Regions from separate parts of the Homo sapiens genome. Here all the other regions are linked to region 3. A link is a loop called in an ENCODE intact Hi-C map of the cell type or tissue named here. Cell type or tissue: dorsolateral prefrontal cortex. All regions are shown on one strand. Each heading gives the region's core, and the rest is flanking DNA. Links, peaks and the distances in the headings are about the cores only.

Region 1 (5,302 bases), core at 303-5,302, 260 kb after region 3:
TCCCTCATAGTCATTGTGTGAATTAAATGAACAATGTATAAAGTGGTAAATACTGAACACTTGATAAATGTTAGCTATTATTAAAGGAGAGACTGATATTTAAATGATTACAATACAATGTAATACCTTAGGATAAATACATCAAAAACAACTTTTTTCCTTATTTATTTTACAGCTTTATTACTGATTTCCCTCTAAAAAGAGACCCAAATAAATGTGGAGCGACTCATTATAGAGTAAGGAATCACAAAGTACCATAGTCACGTAACAAAAGCAAAAAAAAAAAAAAAGCAATTGTTTTACCTTTCAACTGCTGATGTTATGTACAATCTATCACAAGAAGCATAGCTGTGCATTCATGAGCTGATTGTATTAACCTCTAGAATTTTAGAAACGAGCACATCTAAGCATGTGGATACTCTCTTACCTTACAAAGTAAAAGCAAGCATTTTCTATTTTAAAATTTTTATATCTGTGTAAAACGAAGAATTCCTGGAGGTCAAATAAGAAAAATATACCAAACTCAAAACACTATTAAGTCATGAAACGAAGACTCTGAGGTAGAAGTCAAGCAATATAATCCACAATTTCAGGTATTCCCAGCAACCATCGCATCTCGCAAGTAAGATGTATTTTTTTTTAAAGTCTCAACTTCCAAAAAATCAATAATCCATTCTGTAAAATCAGATGTAAAACTATGACCGAGCCGGGCGCAGTGGCTCACGCCTGTAATCCCAGCACTTTGGGAGGCTGAGGCGGGCGGATCACGAGGTCAGGAGATCGAGACCATCCTGGCTAACACAGTGAAACCCTGTCTCTATTAAAAATACAAAAAATTAGCCAGGCGTGGTGGCGGGCTCTTGTAGTCACAGCTACTCGGGAGGCTGAGGCAGGAGAATGGCATGAACCTGGGAGGCGGACCTTGCAGTGAGCCGAGACTGCACTCCAGCCTGGGCGACAGAGAGAGACTCCGTCTCAAAAACAAACAAACAAACAAACAAACGACAACAAAAAAAACCAACTATGACCGACAGAAGACACCCAAACTTTTGTCGTGGTAACACAGTAAATGCTTTTACTAAAAGCTGCCAACATTTCTATCGTAAGGGGGCAGCTGGTTGTAACCTTAATGTCCATATTGGTCGGGATAGTAAGGTTCTTGTCTGTGTTGCGGGTAATTGTTACCGCAGGATTGTCCACGCCACTGATTGGATCGATTGTCACTTGGCCACCCCCATCTGCCGTCCCTGCCTCTGAACTGTCTGCTATCTTGCAACCGATTGTCTCTGTTTCTTTGGTTCCCACCAGCTCTGCTATTCCATTCCTCAACAATTGGAGAGGACTCAGGAGGGCGTTTCAAGTATTCCTGATACTCCTCGTCATCTTCTGTGAATCTACTAGCAAACATCTCTTCAAAATTTGGAACAGCTTTGGCAGTGTCAGTCATTCTGAAATTCCCAAAGATTTGAGGCAGCTGTATTGTTTAATGTTTAGGTTGTTTAAATCCGCCAAGGGCTGTGTCTATCTAGCTCGGGCCGAACCCCGCCAGCGAGACACTAAGAGACCGCAGGAGAGGTGGCCTCTGGCCCACCACACCGTGGAACTCCAGACCACCCCAGCTCTCCAATGTAGCGGAGACCCTTCCGCTAGCCATAGAAAATAACTTAAGTCACTTAAGCTGTACTTGGGGTAATCAGGTTATTTAATGAGGTGATAACTGAGGTGACTACAAAAGAAAAGTCTGGGATTGGGTGTGTGAGCAAGGTGCATGGGGACAGTGGTATGTTCTAGGTTGAAGGCTCACCCTAGGCCAAGCACCGTGGCACCTGTTTTACAATATCATAACTTTAATATCACATCCTTGCAAGATATGTAGCTTCGTTTTACTGAGGAAAGCTCAGAAAAGTTAAATAACTCGCCCTTGGGCACACATGACTGGAAAGAAATTGGGATTTTTATTTTAGTAAGTAAGTTGGTCAGGCACAAGGGCGACTCAGCAGAGGGAACTTCAAGGAAGTGTGAGACAACAGCTGGAGCCCTGAGCTGGGAGAGTGGAGGACGAATTATAAAGAGTTTTATGCCTGCCATAATGAGAAGCTTGTCCTTGAACTTGAGGGGAATGCTGAGAGTGCAAAGGACTTTAAGCAGGCCCTACACAGTGGCAGCCAAGCAGGTCATAAAGAGCAAGATGATGCCCAGGCAGATCAGGGATTCTCTTATCTACAGAGCGTCCGCCTACCAGCTCCTTCACAGCAGCGGATTTTGCTGCAAGAGAAGAGGCAGCAGGCCAGGCCTTTTCCTTCGCCCACAGCGCCTACGTCGAAGGCTCCCAGGCTGGTTGCTCCACTGGCTGCTTGAGGTCCCCTCTCTCCAGACCCGCCGAACTGGCGGCCGGTGCTTTGGCCGATCCCGCGCCGCTGCCTCGGGCCTTGGGCGGCAGCGCCCCCCGCCCAACCCGCCTCTGCAGCGTTCCTGGCGTCAGCCCCTATCCTCCAGCTTCCTCCGCCCCAACCTAGGGTAGAACCCCAAACTCCAGTCCCAGTCCACTTCCGCAGCTTCCTCCCCTCAGCATCGCAGGTCGGATCACGTGCGGGTTCTGTCACGTGACATCAGGTCACGTGAGGCCGGTCACGCCCCGGGCAGCTTGGCTGGGGCTAGGCTTCCGGGGCTCTGCGGTCCTCGGCCTGTGCTGGCAGCCTCGGAGCCCACCGAGCCGGGCGGCTGGGATGGTGAGGGCGGCGGGCCGGAGAGGGGCCGGCCTGGGCTGGGGCCGCCGTCCCTGCCGCCCTCAGGCTCAGCCTCTCTTCTCGTTTTTTTCGCTGCAGATGAACCGGACGACCCCCGACCAGGAGCTGGTGCCGGCGTCGGAGCCCGTGTGGGAGCGGCCGTGGTCGGTGGAGGAGATCCGCAGGAGCAGCCAGAGCTGGTCGCTGGCGGCCGACGCGGGCGTGAGAGGCGGGCCCCGGGGACGCGAGAGCGGCAGGGGTGACGCTTGGCTTGCGCGCAGGAGGGCCGGACCGCGACTGCCCCTGCACCTGGCCCGTCCCGTTGCCTGCCCTCTTAGGAACACACGCCCCGTTTAGCCCCCGAGAATGCCACCCTGGCAGTCCCCGGCCACCAGGGAGAGGGGCAGACCCTGACCGTGGCCCAGACGCGACGTTCCCTTCATGGGGTTTCTGGCTCAGCTCCATCCGGAGGGGAGATCCGTTTCCGCCACACTGAGGGATTGCTCGGGCACTAGGGAGGCGATTCCTGTTGGGACCTGGACTAAATGGGGTGGGAAACAAGCCAGTATGTGGATATCCTTTAATGGGATTCTTCAAATCGGGGGCCCAAAAAGCTCAGAACTGTTCGAGTCCCAAATGAATAGGATTTTTGAATAAGAGTGGTGGTTGATTAGCTAACCCTTGGTCTGTGATCTCTGTAGATTGACAACCAAAGAGGACTTTTAAAAGGAGACAGGGTTTTGCCCTGTCGCCCAGGCTGGAGTGCAAGTGGCTCGATCTTGGCTCACTGAATCCTCTGGGGTTCAGGTGATCCTCTCACCTCAGCGTCCTGAGTAGCTGGGACTATAGGCGTCCACCACACCTGTCTGATTTGTTTATTTATTTAATTTTAGTAGAGATGGGGGTCTTGCTATGTTGCCCAGACTGGTCTGCAACTCCTGGACTCTAGCGATAACCCTGCCTCAGCCTCCCAAAGTGTTGGATTACAAGCGTGAGCCACCATACCCAGTGCCAAAAAGGGATTTTAAATTTTTCCAGAAACGAGATAGGTGTCCATTAGCTCACTGCCACTCTTTTGATGAGCTTTCTTAGTGTTTTCCAATGTCACTTGGTTTTAGTACTTGTCAAACCAGCATTCCGGCCGGGCACAGTGGCTCACACCTGTAATCCTAGCACTTTGGGAGGCCGAGGTGGGCGAATCACGAGGTCAGGAGTTCGAGACCAGCCTGGCCAACATGGTGAAACCCCGTCTCTACTAAAAATACACAAAATTAGTTGGGCGTTGTGGCGGGCACCTGTAATTCCAGCTACTCGGGAGGCTGAGGCAGGAGAATCGCTTGAACGCGGGAGGTGCAGTGAGCCGAGATGGCGCCACTGTACTCCAGCCCAGGCAACAGAGTGAAACTCTCTCTCAAAAAAAAAAAAAAGCATTTCTTTCACATTCTAACACTCAAAGGTGAAAGGAAATGGGTTCTTTTTTGATGTGACATGCAGAATAGTTACATGTAACATTGATACTACTGTATGTTTATTTTTTAAAATAGCTACTACAGTTTCTACAGGAATTCTCACAGCAAACTATCTCTAGGACCCATGAAATCAAGAAACAAGTGGACGGACTAATCCGGGAAACCAAAGCCACAGATTGTCGCCTGCATAATGTCTTCAATGACTTCCTTATGCTCTCTAATACCCAGTTCATAGAGAATGTGAGTTATTTAGTTATATTATAATTCCTTTTTTGGGAGTAGGAGATATTGTAATTTTAAATAACTTACTGTTAGGTTCCCTCCTAAATTTTGGTGGAAGTGTGGTTCTTGGTAATTGTAGCTTTTTTCTCTGGGATTAACGCCTCTTTTTTATTTGTAAAGTTTTAAGTCCTTTTTTCCAAGCCTCTAAAAAAGTCTAATGATAAAATTTTCTTATACTTCAGTGCTTCCATCTTTTGTCGTTTTGAGAGTAGTCAGCAATTGTGCTGAATTGTGTGGCACTCACACTGCCTTTGTTGTGGCGTGATCTGTAAGGACAGCTGTTTACCTGGTTAGACCCTCTGGACACCAGCATATGGTTTCAGTTGTTGATTGGGGTCATTCTGTTCTGATAAATTATATTCAGGGGATATATATGTCTGCTTGCAATATTCTCAACTAAAGTTTATGATGGCCGAACTTACAATATGGAATCAACTGTAAACAGATTACTGAGCTTAAATCTATGTGTGATTTCTGTCTATTTACTGTTTCTTCTAGGTGGTAGGAATACATAGGTAAATTAGATAGAGCCTCTCCCTTGGCAAATAGTATAATTCCAGCATACAAAGGAAGTAAGTATGGCTGGAGCAGAGTGGAGACTTAAGAGATGAGGATGGAGAGGAAGCTTAGGTAACAGACCTGTGTTTCTCATAGGGTGTCCCAACTTTCTGAATATCAGCATTCATTTGTGGAAAAAGGATTATTAAAGTAAGCGATCTCCCGAGATTGTTAGATATAAAGTAATAAAATTTTCAGAATCACAAAATTATTAAAAAAGCCCAAGATTTAGAATAGTTAAGAGAATGCCATGTAGTCAACTTGTGC
Region 2 (5,302 bases), core at 303-5,302, 220 kb before region 3:
GAGCAGGTACAGTGGAACCACAAAACGTTCCAGCCAAGTTGGCACTTTCACTAACCCCATGGTATAACTGAAAAGAAAAACAATTCATTACTTCTCCATTATTTACAAAAAAGTTGCATCTTTCACACTAAATTGGATGTGAAGTCACAATAGGTCATGATTAAACATTTTTACATGGATGTTCTTAGAGGTGGTCTTAATTTAGGAACAGAATTATAATTGGATTGATGATATTATGACTTTCAGTAAAAACCTGGTATGATGCCTAACATTTTTTTCCTCTTTGGGAAAGTAACCTATGATTTTAAAAAGAATGTGTCATGAGAGTCTGCTCACCCACTGCTACCTTAACCACTGCACCCACTAACACTCTGGCCCTAGTTGCTCTGATCTCTTGCCTTGATGATCACTGGAGACTCCCACAAAGCCCCTGATTCTGCTCTTGTTCCTCTTAGTCTATTCTCAAAATGTCATCGAGAGGATACTGTTAAAATGTAAGTCAGACCAGGTCATCGCTCTGCTGAAACCCTCCTAACTGCCCATCCACTCAATAGAACAAGCAAAGCCATCACAATGGCCTTCTCTCCTCCTCTCCCACCCCTGACCTTTCTGATCTCATTTCTTATTGTCTCCACTTTGTTCATTTTGCTTCTTGAGCCAAACCAGTCATGCTCCTGCTTCTTGGGTATGGCATTTGCTGTTCCCTTTGCCTGGAATGCTCTTCCCTGTATATCCACATCGTTTGTCTTCCTACATTTCTTCAGGTCTTTACTCAGACATCCCCAAATTGGCTGGCGTGATGGTACATGCCTGTAATCCCAGCTACTCAGGAGACTGAGGCAGGATAATCGCTTGAATCTAGGAGGTGGAGGTTACAGTGAGCTGAGATCGTTTCACTGCACTCCAGCCTGAGTGATGGAGCAAGACTGTCTCCAAAAAAAAAAAAAAAAGATAGCCCCAACTCAATACGGCCTTCCTTGTGTAAACTCTCCCAACATTCCCATCTCCTTTCCTGCTTGACTTTTCTCCACAGCAAGTATTACCTTCTTCTACATACTACATATTTAACTTTTTTTTTTTTTGGAGACAAGGTCTCACTCTGTTGTCCAGGCTGGAGTGCAGGGCTACAATCATAGTTCACTGCAGCCTTGAACTTCTGGGCTCAAGTGATCCTCCCACCTCAGCCTCCTAAGTACTGGGACTACAGGTGCATGCCACTATGCATAGCTAATAAAAAAAATTTTAGAGATGTGGTCTTGTTATGTTGCCCAGGCTAACTTGTTTATTTCATTGTCTTTCCCGCTGAAGAGAATACAAGTTCCATGAATGCACAGATTTCTGTTCTGCTCACTGCCATGTTCCCAGTTTTTAGGTGTCTGCACATGAGAGGCACTCAATAAATATCTAATAAATAAATAAACAAGTGCTTTGATTCCTCTCTTCCACAAGCCCTCCCAAAACTGTTCTCCCTGAGACTTCTTTACCTCAGTGTTTCAAGCCTACAACTTCAGTCATCTCTGATTCCTCTCTCTTCACTCCACATCCACTCCATTCTACCTTCAAAACATATCTCAGAGGGCTCCATCTCCAGGTGACCACCATTGTTCTTCACCTGTTCCCACTGAAACATCTTCTTAATAGAACTAATTCCGGAGCAGCCATAGTGTTCTCCACTGAATTGCCTGCATGTCTGCAAACTCCAATGAGATGCTGCTCCTGCTCTGACTAAAATGCTCCGGCAGATCCCTGTTGCACCTAAAGTAAAATTCCAGCTCCTTCTCACGGTCTGCAAGCCCCAGCTGCTCTGGCCTGTGCCTCCTTCCCAGGCCGCCCGCACCTCACTGCTGGTTGCACTTCCTTCATCCCAGGAGGACTCCTGCCCATGGCCCTGCTCCTGCAGCTCTTCCTGCCAGGAGACTTCTTTCCTCAGCTGAAGCTGAACCCGCACAGCTAAGGACTCCCTGTCATGGGCCCTCACCTCACATGTCACCTCCTCAGAGAAGCCCGTGCTATCGAATGTTGCCCTCCCCCAGCATCATCCTGTTTTATTTTCCTATTATAATCAAAACCGATCTTATTTATTGTTTATTTGCTTTGTCCGGTCTCTTTCCCAACAAGGATGTAAGTCCCACGGGTGGGGAGACGGAGACTCTGTCTGACTTCTTCACTGTGGTGTCGCCAGCACCCAGAACAATTCGCAGCCATGGCAGCCTTCTAGAAACATCCTTTGAAATAGTGGGTGCTTGGATTTCTCTCAAACACATAACTAGAAAACATTTGTTTTCTTCTGAGTAATCTTCATTATATTTCTTTTTCTTTTTCTTTTTTTTTTTTTTTTGAAACGGAGTCTCCCTCTTTCTCCAGGCCGGACTGCAGTGGCGCTATCTCGGCTCACTGCAAGCTCCGCCTCCCGGGTTCACGCCATTCTCCTGCCTCAGCCTCCCGAGAGTAGCTGGGACTGCAGGAGCCCGCCACCGCGCCCGGCTAATTTTTTTTGTATTTTTACTAGAGACGGGGTTTCACCGTGTTAGCCAGGATGGTCTCGATCTGCTGACCTCGTGATCCGCAGTGCCCCTTTTCTGTTTCTTTTTTTTTTTCTTTTTTCTTTTTCTTTCTTTTTTTTTTTTTTTTTTTTTTTTTTTTTTTTTTTTTTTTGAGACGGAGTTTCGCTCTTGTCACCCAGGCTGGAGTGCAATGGCGTGATATTGGCTCACTGCAACCTCTGCCTCTGGGATTACAGGCGTGAGCCACCGCGCCCCGCCCTATTGTATTTCTAAATGAGTATCTGTGTGTATCTAACTCCAAATATTAAATTCATAGCAGAGCTATGATGTGCTCAAGGCCACAGAACAGCCATGACCATGACCACTGACATTATCCTAAAGTGCTAGAATTATATAAGGCAGGAATGGCTAAAACCAGTAATTTCAAAAGAAAAAGAAATGCACCACTAGATGGCACTGTCTTTCCAACTTAAATATGATTTCAGTTAATTCAGAATCCGAAGAAGCTCGAGTTTTCTAATCTTCACCCCCTTGTTTCACGGAACAGCACATTTGCCAAGTTTTAGATCATGCACTTTTTCTGGTAAGCAAGTTAAAATTTCATGATAATCATTGCTGTCTTTATGATCACGTTTATATTAGCAAGCATTTTTTTTTTTTTGACATGGAGTCTCGCCCTGTTGCCCAAGCAACAGGCGTGATGCGATGGCGTGATCTTGCCTTAGCTCACTGCAACCTCCGCCTCCTGAGTTCAAATGATTCTCTAGCCTCAGCCTCCCAAGGGATTACAGGTGCCCGCCACCACACCAAGCAGCTCCCCCAGGCTTGCTGCCACCTTGCAGTTTGATCTCAGACTGCTGTGCTAGCAATCAGCGAGACCCCGTGGGCATTGGACCCTCTGAGCCATGTGTGGGATATAATCTCCTGGTGCGCCATTTTTTAAGCCCATCGGAAAAGTGCAGTATTAGGGTGGGAGTGACCCAATTTTCCAGGTGCCATCTGTCACCTCTTTCTTTGGCTAGGAAAGGGAACTCCCTGACCCCTTGCACTTCCTGAGTGAGGCAATGTCTTGCCTTTCTTCGGCTCGCACATGGTGCACTGCACCCACTATCCTGCGCCCACTGTCTGGCACTCCCTAGTGAGATGAACCCGGTACCTCAGATGGAAATGCAGAAATCACCCATCTTCTGCATTGCTCATGCTGGGAGCTGTAGACAGGAGCTGTTCCTGTTCAGCCATCTTGGCTGCAGCCCACTCTATGTCTTTTAATGGGAGAGTTTAGTCTATTTACTTTCAATGTAATTATAAGTAAGGACTTACTTCTGCAATTTTGTTATTTGTTTCTGGTTATTTTGTGGTCTTCTCTTTCTTCTTTCCTTCCTTCTTGTCTTGCTTTTAATGAAGATAATTTTCTCTGGTAGTAGATTTAACTTCTTGCCTTTCATTTTTTGTGTATCTGTTTTGTTTTTTATTTGAGTTTACCCTGAGGTTTGCAAATAATATAACCCATTATTTATGCTGATCACAACTTAACACTAATTACAGAAACAAACTAACAATGAAGCAAAAAGAGAACCAATACAAATGTTACACTTTATTTTGTGCCCCCAACTTTTTGAGGTGCTCCCACCTCAAGAACCCAGACAAAGAAGAGAAAAATAAATTCAAAGCAAGCAAAAACAAGAAAATAATAGTTATAAGAGCAGAAATCAATAAAATTAAAAACAGAAAAACAAAAGAGATAATCAATTAAAAAGAGCTGGTTCTTTGAAAAAATCAATAAATTTGAAAAACTCTATCAAGACTGCCAATGAAAAAAGAGAGAAGACTCAAATCATCAGTACCAGTAATGAAACAGGAGACATTAATAGAGACCCTACAAACATTAAAAAGATAATAAGGGAATGCTAAAAACACTACAGACATAAATTTGACAACTTTAAGGAGATGAACCAATACCACAACTCACTTAATATGAAATAAATTATTTGAATAATCCTATACCAAATAAGAAAATTGAATTCAAAATTTCAAAACTCCCAAAAAGAAATCTCCATATGTTTTAGGAAAAATTGGGTTGTGGCTGAGCATGGTGGCTCATGCCTGTAATCCCAGCACTTTGGAAAGCTGAGGCAGGCAGATCATGAGGTCAGGAGATCAAGACCATCCTGGCCCACATGGAGAAACCCTGTCTCTACTAAAAATACAAAAATTAGGTGGTGGGTACCTGTAATCTCAGCTACTTGGGAGGCTGAGGCAGGAGAATCACTTGAACCTAGAAGACAGAGGTTGCAGTGAGCCAAGATCACACCACTGCACTCTAGCCTGGTGACAAAGTGAGACTCCATCTCAAAAAAAAAAAAAAAAAAATTAGCACCTATTTTATGAAATATCTTACAAAGAAATAGAAGAGACACAAAAGCTTTACAATTCATTTTATAAAGCTATTATTACTCTATTTCAAAAATAGACAGTGATAGTACAAAAAGAAAACTAGAGGCCAATGTCTCTCATAAACATAGATACAAAATTCTCAATAAAAATTAGCAAATAGAATACAGTGATATGTACAAATAACTATATACTATGACAAAGTGGGGTTTATTCCAAGTATGCATGGCTGGTTTAATATTCAGAAATCAATGTAATCTACCATATTAAGAAGCTAAAAAAGAAAATTCACATGATCCTATTATTGGCTACAGAAAAGCATTTGTCAAATTTTTACTTATATTAAAACTCTCAGAAAAATAGGAATATAAGGGAATATCGTCAACTTGCTACAAAAAACCCACAGC
Region 3 (5,696 bases), core at 317-5,316:
GCCAGACAAGGATGCTGCACAAGGGAAGATAAAGGGGGGAAACAGAGTTAGGATGGGACATAGGTGGCTACACCTCAGTTAAAAAGAAGGAAGGAAGGAGCTACTGGAGAACAGCCAGTCCCCACACACCTTTTGGGGGTAGGTAGGGAGCAAGGGTTAAAAAAGAGGCTGGGAGATGCAACAATGCTTAAAATCTGGACCATCAGGCTGGAAAACTGAAGATACTAGTTTCTTTCTTCCAGTTTCTTTATGCAAAGTCTACTTATTTTTAGTTTAGAAGAGTCAGCTTGGCCTTTAATATGTGTAGCTTCTTCCTCTTTTTTTTTTTGTTTTGTTTTGTTTTTTTTTAGACAGAGTTTCACTCTTGTTGCCCAGGCTGGAGTGCAATGGCGCAATCTTGGCTCACTGCAACCTCCGCCTCCCGGGTTCAAGCAATTCTCCTGCCTCAGCCTCCTGAGTAGCTGGGATTACAGGCGCCCGCCACCACGCCCGGCTAATTTTTGTATTTTTAGTAGAGACGGGGTTTCGCCACGTTGGCCAAGCTGGTCTCAAACTCCTGACCTCAGGTGATCCACCCGCCTCAGCCTCCCAAAGTGCTGGGATTACAGGCGTGAGCCACTGCGCCCAGCCAGCTTCTTCCTCTTTTATCATTTGTAAAACTATCTTGGGACTCACATCATAAAAATTAAGTTTTTCAAACGATATTGATACTCCATTCTTCTGGAGAAAACCATCAACCCACAACTGGTTACAACTTCCTATTACTTCATTTTCCTGAAACTTCACATACTAAAGCAAGAGGAGGTTCCTGATGCGAGCAGAGATGGCTAGAATGGCACTTCCTGGCAAACCAACCTGCAGACATCCCCTGACGTGGACACGGGAGATATGGGGGGTAATTTTTCAGAGAAGGGAGAAGGACAATCCAGGTCGCTGTCCTTTTCCGTGGAGCAGAGGGGCGCCCGCAGAACCCTACTCTTCAGTTTTGCAGATGTGCTGTCCTCAAAGACATCGTCGTCTCCCATCTCGTCAGAGCAGAAGCCCATACTCCCTGCCAGCCCGCTGGAGGACTTGGCAGTGTGCAGGCGAGCAGCGCAGCTCTCCAGCTCATGGAACCTGTGCAGGCTGCTGGCGCTCAAGCCGTGCGAGAGTGAGAACAGGTACTGGAGCAGTTGCCGGCTTCGGGACGTGGCCTCACCATCCGCCTTCTCTTCCAGCAGCAGGCCGGGCCTGCCCCCCTTGCCAGCTTCCACCTCTGAGGCAGTTGAGCGACCGGCAGAAAGGCATGAAACACAAGAATGTTTGGAATTGCCAAGAGGTTTGTGGTTCAGGGTTCTTTTTTCTTTATGATGAAACCTGTTAGTTCTGAGACACGTATCTTGAGGGAGTATTAATTTCCCTTCAGAACAAGTTCTTTCCACATAGGCAAAACTTTCTGAAGTATCCTGCGCCTTCTCACCCACATCATTGAGGGACCTTGAGAACTTTAGTGTTCTTCTGGCTTTGGTATTCTTAGCAGGCTTCAAGGCCTGGGCCCATTCTGAACCAAAGGAATTTCTCTTTGACGCCTGTAATGTGTCCTTACAGATAACTGTCACAGTGAGCCCTTGTGTCAGAGAACTCTGGCAGTGAGGAGCTTTCGAGACAACAGCAGACTGCACGGAACTGTGGTGACAACACTCAGAAAACACTGCACTGGAACTGCATGCAGAACAGTGGGATAAAAGCACAGAAAGTAAAAACAATTTTAAAAGAGAATAGACATCATAGTGAAGAAATGAGACTAGCATGGGTAACTTGGTGAGCAAACCACACATAAAACTCGCCAACTGTTTAGACCAAAGGCAGATTGATTAAGCAAATGGAAATTCAAGAACCTACAGACACTAATGCTTATTTCTGGCTGCACACTGATCATGGCAGCATCTGAAGCAGAGTGTTACCTGCAGATGTCCTGGCTGGATGGCGTGATAGAAGTGCGAGAGAAGGAGGACACCGGAGCCGGAGCTGATGCTGACGGAGGACTCCCAGCCTGCAATGACAGACCTGTGGTCAGTGTTCAGGTAAGAGCCAAGGGGATTGTGTGCACTGTCTCCTGAATGGTGACAGGGAGAAACCCTAGAAATGTCTGCTGCTTCCCGCTGCTCAACGAGTAACACATATTAGATCCTTCTAAGCCTTGGCAAAACAAATCAAATATCACTATTTTTTTCTTATCTGTGGATAAAAGTGTAAGAAATGTCTAAGGCTATGGAACACCACTACTAATCTCTTGCAGGTCCAGTGGCCGTTTATTTTCTAAGCATCTAAATTGAGTTAGTTCATATATAAGTCAAAAAACGAAGTACTAGAAGGTATCATACAAATGCCAAAGAAATATGAGGCTCCAGGCCTGCTGGCACTGGCTTCCCTAGCACTCTCTCCTAGTTCCCAAGATCAACAAGGCTGGTAGATTTAAGAGCTCTCTCCCACCTCACAACCTCATACATAGTGCCAGATGCTCCCTGAGTTCCACAAAACCTCACTGCCCTGCCACAGCTCTTCACACAAAAGGGAGTCCAGACCACGTCACCATGGGGGACACCAATCCATAGCTCAACCAGGGGCTGAGGTAGAGCACAGAATGCTCCCAACAGATCTAATCTTGAAACTGTAAATTAAGAAAAATAATCAAGAAAATTTAGATTTGAAAGAAAGTACAGCAAGAGGTCATGGGATAGAACAGAGTCTCTGGGGTGGTGAATAGTCAAACTTAGAGAAAAAAATCTAGGAAGGAGAGGAAGCACTGCAGTGAGGAGAGAAATGGACAGAGAGAAATAGGGACAGTGAGTGGCACTGAGCTGAGGATGCACCACCACCGCTAGAGGGCCCCAGACTCCCACGCCAGCCTCGGATTCCCCAGGCTCCACAGCCCCACAGACCTATGCGTATTCATAAAAAAGCATTCTTCCCTCCTTAAGACAGTAAGCCTGAGTAAGAATCTGCTCCATGCAACCCCAACAGCCCCAGGAAAACAGTGCCACGAGTCTGTTATCACCAGAAAGGCCATATCACCACCCACCTTCTGCAGGCCCACCTGCATGGCCCTTGGCCCTAACTCCTTGATACAAAGGAGCTCCACCCTGGCCCACCATTCCCTGGCTGAGGCCTAGTCCCCACTCTTTCTAAGTACCATCCCCAAGGGTGCACTCTCATCCTGGAACTCCACCTTTGGGACCCCCGACCCTTGGTCAACCACCAGAACAGATAAGGCCATTGCCTGGAAACTCCTCCTCCCCCTACCCCTCACAGCAAATGAAGCAGCCTGGAGAGAGCCAGGATGGCACTCGGATTAAGGCACCCATCGCATGGCTGCTCCCACTCCCAGTGCAGAGATTCAACAGCACTTTAATGCAAGTCCACCTGAAGAAACAAGATCCAAGAAGCTCTCATCAGCATGCTTCATGTGTACACTGAGATCACGCTGTGCCACTCCATGAGCACATCTTCGAATTCACCAAAGAATCTACATTTATTTTCTAACTGAATGTGCATATGGGCATGAGGTACACGGTCTTTAAAAGCATTAGAGGTCAAAGTTCTTAGGAATCTTAAGTTTACTTGGACACATGAAAATAGCATCCTTGAAATAACCCTCCCATCACTACCTTTGTCAATATTCTTCCTGAAACAAAATGAAAGACATCTAGGGATGCCTGTGGACACTATGCTGTGACATCCCTTGCATCTTCTAGGCCTGACTGCATAAGCCATTGTCCTTTTTCTCCAACTGCCTTAGACACTGTCCCCTCTCCAGCATCCTCCTCTCGGGGCACCCATCACTGGCTCCACCTGCCCCAGAGACAAGCACTCAAGGCCTTTTAGTACAATGGGCTTTACTGTTTATACCACAGGGGAGCAGATTGAGAGGGTATCCATGCTAAGGTCCCCAAACTCCTACAGTCCCCCTGTTCTCTGACATTTAGTCCTAACACTATTCTGGGACTGAAAGCCTTCCTGTACTTATTGCTCTCTTCTTTTATTTCTGAGGATGACCAGCTCTGTTCAACACACATAGGCAAGGCTAAAATGTGTCATGAAGACCAAAGCCTGATCACGGTGTATTGCAGAGAAGTAAGCGTCTTCATCACCTGTCCCCAGGTAGACTTTGAGGAAGAAATACCCAGCAATATCCACATGCTTGCCCCTCATTGCTATGAGGTCACTTCTTCCTCTGTGTTGCTGGGTCAAGCATACTCCCTGGAACTGATGAGGCATTGAAGGAAGCCCCCTTCCTTCAAGGGATGGCAGCAGAGGAAAGTACCTAGTCACCCTCCTCCCTTTTATCTTAGTAAGAGCATGGTCCTCTTGGAACCACGTGTACTTTCCTGTATTCTGAAGGGAAGGCAAACCCTGTTGGGAGGAGGTAAGGTCTTATCTGGAAAATCGTGCCCAATCAAGGTCAGTGTCCTGGGTCCGGGAGGCAGGTTTCTGATGGGAAATTAAAGTTCTGAACTCCAGTACTAAACTACAAGTAATCCAAGTCAAAAAGTGTACTCTGGGGTAACGATTCCATCCTTGCATGCCCATGATGAGGAGCAAGGCCTGAAGGTAGGAGGGCAGAGCCTCGTAACAAAACAAAGCCTGGATCAAGGAAGCAGCCACACCAGGCACACACACACGTCAGGACATGTGTTCACTTCCCTGTGTGGTTCCCCATGTGTGTGCACTTGTAGCAGATGTCAAGGCCAGCATGACAGTGACAGCGGACCCAAGGAGGAAGGGAGTTCTGGCAGGGCTGGGGAGATTCTGCCCTGCTCAGTTTTACTTAGGAAATAGGAAACAGCGTTGGCATCCTCTGCCTACATTTCTGCTCTCATTTCACCATTTCCAATCTTATGAAAACATTACAGGATACTCTCAGCAGGTATGTCCGATCCTCATCAAGCCTCCCAATGACAGAGAAAGAGTCTCTCTTCTTATTAGATCACAGAATTTAAAGAAAAATTTTAAAATCTACTTATTGTTATTTTACATAAATATAAACTTCAACAAATGCTAACTCTTCCAATAAAAGCAAGAAAACCAGTGAGATCTGTGGGGTCTTCACAGCTCCCAGAAGAGGCTCCTTCTGTCACGATCTAAAGGACAGCAAACATTTCAAAGGTCAGAACCAATCCATAGGCAGAATGGTCAAGAAAATAATTTTAAAGAGCTTTATTTGTTGCTGCTATAGACCTGAGAGAAATCTATCAACCAACAAAGACCTAAAAGACTGGCCTGATCAACAACAAAATGAAGCTGACAGCTTCAAATAATGGTTCCATGGTCAGATTCTGGAAGCCAGTGTAATCAAAGGCCAGCAATCCCCTCTTAGGAGCTCTGCAGGACAGAACCTTACTAGATGGGACAGGACCTCACTAGATGGGACAGGACCAGCCGTCCTGCTCTTTCTGAAAGCAGCAGGCAGTGTGGCACGTGTGAGCCGGGGGCAGTACTAGCTCCAGAGAACACCTACACTCTCCTCTCCATAGGATCAGACCACACACGACTCGACAATTACTAATAAAAGTGCAAATGTTCATCATGCAAAAATCCAAATGTGTCAAGAAAACTTAGGCCCTCTGTTCCTGAAGTTCTTTGCGGGTTGCCAAATGACAGACTCTCCAGTCATGAAAAGGAATATAAAGCAATCTCACTACAAAAAAAAAAATTCT

The links. Hi-C counts contacts between places; a loop is a spot of excess contacts. Peaks named below come from ENCODE experiments on the same cell type or tissue, not always from the same donor. Only the 100,000 strongest peaks of a DNase experiment are listed, where the experiment ranks them.
Region 1: a loop joins it to region 3, with 8 times the contacts of the local background. A loop is called at or near these places in 23 of 110 quality-filtered maps.
Region 2: a loop joins it to region 3, with 4 times the contacts of the local background. A loop is called at or near these places in 48 of 110 quality-filtered maps.

The regions. Positions count from the first base shown.
Region 1 is chr10:45,724,592-45,729,893 of GRCh38, forward strand. It overlaps WASHC2C (WASH complex subunit 2C), which reads left to right and starts at 2,675. Exons shown (of 31, transcript NM_001330074.2): 1 at 2,675-2,729; 2 at 2,826-2,948; 3 at 4,271-4,435. The coding sequence starts at 2,727. LOC107984227 (RNA guanine-N7 methyltransferase activating subunit-like) reads right to left here and starts at 2,591. Exons shown (of 1, transcript NR_199876.1): 1 at 161-2,591. RefSeq lists enhancers at 1,901-2,646, 2,647-3,391 and a silencer at 2,366-2,415. In dorsolateral prefrontal cortex, for the core only: a CTCF peak has its summit at 2,616; a DNase peak (open chromatin) is centred at 2,600; H3K4me3 peaks cover 1,741 bases; H3K27ac peaks cover 1,102 bases.
Region 2 is chr10:45,247,295-45,252,596 of GRCh38, forward strand. It overlaps the pseudogene CUBNP2. Among named protein-coding and RNA genes, the nearest start is that of OR13A1, 66 kb to the right of the region's middle. In dorsolateral prefrontal cortex, for the core only: CTCF peaks have their summits at 2,964 (motif pointing right) and 3,164; a DNase peak (open chromatin) is centred at 2,775; H3K4me3 peaks cover 1,201 bases.
Region 3 is chr10:45,462,296-45,467,991 of GRCh38, forward strand. MARCHF8 (membrane associated ring-CH-type finger 8) reads right to left here. Exons shown (of 8, transcript NM_001282866.2): 4 at 1,944-2,032; 5 at 856-1,701. It overlaps LOC105378286 (a long non-coding RNA gene), which reads left to right and starts at 1,980. Exons shown (of 3, transcript XR_945919.1): 1 at 1,980-2,063. RefSeq lists an enhancer at 991-2,190. In dorsolateral prefrontal cortex, for the core only: CTCF peaks have their summits at 2,876 (motif pointing right) and 3,080; a DNase peak (open chromatin) is centred at 2,886; H3K4me3 peaks cover 558 bases; H3K27ac peaks cover 370 bases.